Regions from separate parts of the Homo sapiens genome. Here region 1 is linked to region 2. The links are chromatin contacts, found by Hi-C or POLR2A ChIA-PET in ENCODE. All regions are on one chromosome and are shown on one strand. Each heading gives the region's core, a stretch centred on a gene start or an enhancer-like site at or near the end of the contact. The rest is flanking DNA. Distances are from core to core; before and after follow the strand shown. Region 1 overlaps ABCA6 (ATP binding cassette subfamily A member 6). Region 2 overlaps ABCA10 (ATP binding cassette subfamily A member 10).

Region 1 (2,700 bases), core at 72-2,571, 82 kb after region 2:
CAGAAATCATTCCAAACTGGAACAAATGCACATCTAGATGGACACATTTTTTGCTATGTGCCTCATGAAATAGTTGCCCCTGGCTTACCGTATACTCACAACTTATCCCAGTTTGTATAGAGCTGGAAATTTCTCAGACAAGAGAGCATTCAGCATCAGTGATAGAAACATACCTCAGCCCTTGCCTTTTAGCTTTTAGTGGAGAAGCTGAGCAGGTTTAATTTCCTCATGGCTGCAGGCTCCATAGTGATGCTTTGGGTTGGAAAACATTATAGACAAGATTTTCTCAGCCAAGTTCCAGGATTTCAAATCTGTGCATCAATTCCATAGACTGTGACAGAACTTCTAGAACTTAATAGGCCAGAATCTTCCAAAACAATAAGTTTCATCTCTAGGCTTAGAGAGCAGAAACCATTTTCCCATTGTGGAGTAAGGAGTGAGAGTCCAGTGAGAGGAACTTTCCTTCAAAAAATGGCAGAAGACAGAATCTGCATTATCATATTATGAATGCCCCTTGTATATACGGCAGCAAGTGAATAGATGAACAAAAGAAGAAATTTGACTTTGTTCTTTCTAAGGAAAGATGATAATGCAGAACCACTTCTTAGGCTTGTGAACTAACATGGTGATTAAGGTGTTCTCACTGTGATTTGAAAAAATTATCACAAATAAAAGATCACAGCAGAAAATCAGACATGACACTGAGAAACACTGTATTTTTAAAATCAAAACACATACACGTATGATTGCATGCCTTTTATCCTTTGCTGCCATTTATGCTTAAGTTGTTATGGATTCAAATAAGGCAAGACAATATTCCAGAGGCAAGGTACGTTTTGGAAAACAAAGACTGTTCAAAATATAAAAACAAAATTACACCGCAGTGTAATAGTAAAATATGTATTTATATATTTGTAATTTCTGATTGTTTTTCCTTTGCCCTTCTTATGCTTATCTATTTCAGTATATTTATTTATTTCATTTTTCTATCACTGAAAGGAATCTACATATTTCTAGAATGGTGGAATGTCAGACTTGAAAGAAATTCAAAATTGTCTAGTATGATTTACCAAATTTTATAGTGTTGCAGGAAATTAAGGAACTAGAGAGACCGATCGGGATACAGGAGAGCTTTTATTTTAGGTGTATATCGGCTCAGCAGACATGTGTCCTGAAAGTCTGAGCCCCTAACAAAGAAAGCGAGCAACTTTTAAGCATTTTGGGGCGGGAAAAACTTGAAGCAGGAAGCAGGTTTGCAGAAGTGAGAACAAAGGCTGTTTATCATTTATGCCATGACTTGCATCTTAGGAAAAATATGAGTTGCAATTTAACTTTCACTTACTTATCTTGTGACCTTGCAGCTGCACAGCAAGAAAAACAGGGACTTACAGAACTTACAGAATATGTGGGAAGTAGATATGGTTAATGTTTCTTGGGACAGTTAGTATTCTCTTTTAACTTTAACTTCGGCGGAGGTGGGGGTGCGCAACTTAAATTCTTTTCAGCCTTGGTTAATACAGCAATTCATTCTATGAGCTATTGTTATTTTTCTGTTACTATAATTTTCACTATTATTACTTATGCCATTATTCTGTTATTTTCTTAATTTCCTACTTCAATAGAGGAAAAAATTTAGTAACTTGCTCAGAAAAACACAAAAAGTAGTGACAGGCTCAGGAATAAACTTGAAGTCTCAGACCTTATGTCATTCCTCATGTTAAAAAATATGAGACAGTAGCATGGTTGGCAATACTGATTCAGAACTTGTGCTGATGAACACATCTTGATTTCAGTAGGCTAAAAAGTTTTAAAATTATACCTCTTCACAAAGACCTCAAGCAGTTTGCACTAAAATTTGCATTTGCATACAAATAACTTATAATTTATTTCTAAATATGTGTTGAAAATATATGTTGTGAGAATTTATCATTGTACAGCTAGTATCAACTTAAACGATGCTAGTCCTAGGACTAAGGCAATTTGTTTACTCCTCACAGGATCATATGTCAGAAGGTATAGTATGTTGATATTCAATGCAGTTGTCCTTTGGTGATCTGGGATCCATTTGGAAGGACAGTGTAGGCAATGTTTCTCCATCATTGAGTGAAGCCACAGTCAGTAGTTAATTTGTTTCTAGAGTCCAGTGGAATTCCATACCCCCAGGGTTGTGGTGCTTTACTGGTACCCTAGACCCCTGCCTGATAAGGAAGTATCTTTTCAGCCTATTATGCTGTGTGGTGGAGGTATAGTAGCACATCTTAGCACACGGAGTTCTGGAGTATCCTCTCACACTGTCAAAGTTTAGACTCCTCTCTTGTTCCAGTGGATGAGAAGAGAGGAAAGAAACTGTAGAAATATGGAGGTCTGGTAGAATAAGAGGAGTCAGCTAAGTGAACTGAAGGACTTAAGAGTGAACCCCAGATTTCTCATTTGTAAAGGGAGAGATAATAAAAGTACTACATTATGGAGTTGTGAGGATTAAATAATTCATGCTAGATTATTAAAACCTGGCATTTATGTAATATTCAGTGAATTTAGCAATTATGATTCTATTTTTATTATAATCAGTACATTAATAAGATCTGGGAAAGAAAGGGTAGTGCTCAATACATACTTGGCTGATCAATTGATTCTTAAAACAAACAAACAAAATTATCCTTATTCCTTCCCATTTGCCAGTAAAAAAAATTGTAAAATAAA
Region 2 (2,809 bases), core at 104-2,603:
AAACTACTGATAGAAATGGGGAAGTTGAAAAGGAAAGTTTATTTGGAGGAGATGCTAGTATTAGTTTTTGACTTAGTATATTAGATAAAGCAGAGTATACCCAAGTAGATACTTTCTGTAGAATATTTTAAAAGCAAGGAACCCAGAGAAGTAGATGGAGATAATGCATACTTTGGGAATCATTAGGATGAAGTTGAGGATATGCAGAAGAGAGATGGGGGAGCAAAGAAAAGCAGAGATTTAGGGTAGCAAAATTAAGCAGTACACCCAAGTAGAGAGTGCAGGATATAAAGGAGAAAAAAGGTATCTCTTTAGTTGGACCCAAACTGCTTGTACACTCTAAGTACAGTAGTCCCCCTTTATCTATGATTTTGCTTTCTGCGGTTTCAGTTACCCTTGGTCAACCATGGTTGAAAAATATTAAATAGAAAATTCTAGAAATAATTTATCAGTTTTAAATTGCACACTGTTCTGAGTAGCATGATGAAGTCTTGTCCGATTCTTAGAGAGGAAAACAGATATGTGCATCAACCAATGACATTGGCCCATTTAATATTAAGCAACAGGATCAACAACATGGGTAATATCCTTTCCCAGGGGTGATACTGGGAAGCAGGGATATGGAGTCATAAGTGTTACCCTTCCCTTACACTGATGATTGTGCATTTATTTAGCCCCTGGTAATCTGGTTCTTCCCACATCTTTACTAATACTCTTAGAACAACCTTTTCATTGCTTCTTTTTTGCCCTTCCACCTGCACCTGCATTTATGACAAAAACTTACCTTTTCTGCACTCCTTTTCTTTAGATTTTTTTTGTCATAATAATAATAAATTACAGTGTCTTGAAAAAAACTTAAAGACCCCTCAATGCCTTGACAATTGTTTAATTTAAACAATTTTAGAAGTCAAATTATGTAGGCAGGGAAGATTTGCTCTCTTCTAATTGTATCTTGCACGTAGTTAGGCATAATGCCTAAGCATAAGTCCAGCTTCACAACAATCACTATTAGAGGCCAACTTGGAAATAGGGAACTGGAACAAATGACAACTTAACTCAGTGCTTCAGATATGATAACTGTAGCTCCCTAAAATATCAGATGTAAATGTAAAAGAGAAACTGCTCATGCCCTCTAAGTACAATAGTCCCCCTTCACAGTGATTTTGCTTTCTGATGTTTCAGTTACCTTTGGTCAACTGTAGTTCTAAAATATTAAACGGAAAATTCCAGAAATAAATAATTCATATGTTTTAAATTGCATGCTGTTCTGAGTAGCATGATGAAATCTTGCCCTGTCCTGCTTCCCACCCAGGAAGTGAATCATCCCTTTGTTTGGTGTGTCCACACTGTATATGTTACCCATTAGTCACTTAGTAGCCATTTCAGTTATCAGATTAAAAAAACATATTATGTATAGGGTTTGGTACTATCCAGGTTTCAGGCATCCACTTGGAGTCTTGGAATATATCCCCTGTGGAAACGGGAGACTACCGTATATACATATAAAATTGAGATTTTGAATTTCTTTTATATCATGCTGTTCCTGGGAATGGAACCTGCCACTAAGGTTAACAAAACATGTTTGCTTGTCTCTTTGCTTCTTAAATCAGGTGAATGCTTCTAGAGTTTTTCTTTATTTCCTGGAAACGTATCTTATAATGTTTGTATAATTTGTAACAATTGCAACAGCTTACTGATGTGTTTTCATCTTTCAGGATGACATAGTGCTGGATCTTGGTTTTATAGATGGGTCCATATTTTTGTTGTTGATCACAAACTGCGTTTCTCCTTTTATCGGCATGAGCAGCATCAGCGATTATAAAGTAAGAGGGAGAGAGAGGAAATTAGATTGAGATTGATTTTATTTGACTGTAGTAATTGCAATTTTATTGTTTTATACACACACAGTTGTACTTTGGTTAATGTTTTTACACATACATTACAATCTAATATCAGTATAGATTATAGTAAACACATGATTTCAAAGAGGTCAGAAAGTTTACCATTTAGCACAATAAAATTGCCACAGCTGTAAGGGAAATCATGCTAAATAAACTTCAGGGATGAAGATGTGGTACTGTTTGATCCATGCAGTTATTTCACAGTTCCAAAGGGAATTTAGATTTTTAACTATAGCATGAAATGTCAGACATACAGTGTTTCCAATTATTTAACTACGCTTTAATAAACTGGGCTTTAAAAATATATAGTGTAGTCATCTTCATTAATCTGTATCAATGGGTAAATTAACTTTAAAAATAGCTGAGACTTTTCTGTTGAACCAATAACTACACATTTCCATTGGAGATGCTAGATTTTTAGGAGGATGCTTTTTGTCACACAGACACTATAACATACTATTTCTAAAATTTATTAAACAATTTTTTTTACATAACCACAAAATCTTTTCAAACTAAGATCCCTTCCTCTATCCCTTCTATTCTTTGTCAGAAAAATGTTCAATCCCAGTTATGGATTTCAGGCCTCTGGCCTTCAGCATACTGGTGTGGACAGGCTCTGGTGGACATTCCATTATACTTCTTGATTCTCTTTTCAATACATTTAATTTACTACTTCATATTTCTGGGATTCCAGCTTTCATGGGAACTCATGTTTGTTTTGGTAAGTGATCATTTTTTCCACAAGCCAATTATAATAGTAGAATCAAAATGAAAATTCATTTTCATGAATGTTTTGTCATTAGCAAAAGGCATGTAATATGCAAGAAAATAAGAAAATTGCCTTAGGCAGCTTTATGACCTGATTATCTCCCCTCCTCTTTCCCTCTATGACCTGCCATTTCTAATCT

The links. Hi-C counts contacts between places; a loop is a spot of excess contacts on that map. ChIA-PET counts read pairs that join two places held with the same protein, here RNA polymerase II (POLR2A). Pooled maps may share reads with other maps.
Region 1: a map of Calu3 shows a loop between it and region 2 (2.1-fold over the local background). The contact joins two enhancer-like sites. A Hi-C loop is called at or near these places in 3 of 168 maps with a recorded cell type or tissue (CD14-positive monocyte, Calu3 and heart left ventricle) and 2 of 50 pooled maps. POLR2A ChIA-PET finds 5 or more read pairs at or near these places in 1 of 52 experiments (activated T-cell).

The regions. Positions count from the first base shown.
Region 1 is chr17:69,092,097-69,094,796 of GRCh38, reverse strand. The region is part of intron 25 of ABCA6 (ATP binding cassette subfamily A member 6); the gene reads left to right. It also overlaps the pseudogene SEC24AP1. Among named protein-coding and RNA genes, the nearest start is that of MIR4524B, 6.1 kb to the left of the region's middle. Within about 2 kb of position 1,321, at least 6 of the 41 ENCODE cell types and tissues checked have a DNase peak (open chromatin) inside an H3K27ac peak, as active enhancers do; they include CD14-positive monocyte, where a contact is called at or near this core.
Region 2 is chr17:69,174,420-69,177,228 of GRCh38, reverse strand. ABCA10 (ATP binding cassette subfamily A member 10) reads left to right here. Exons shown (of 39, transcript NM_001377321.1): 23 at 1,716-1,823; 24 at 2,452-2,622. Among named protein-coding and RNA genes, the nearest start is that of ABCA6, 34 kb to the right of the region's middle. Within about 2 kb of position 1,353, at least 6 of the 41 ENCODE cell types and tissues checked have a DNase peak (open chromatin) inside an H3K27ac peak, as active enhancers do; they include CD14-positive monocyte, where a contact is called at or near this core.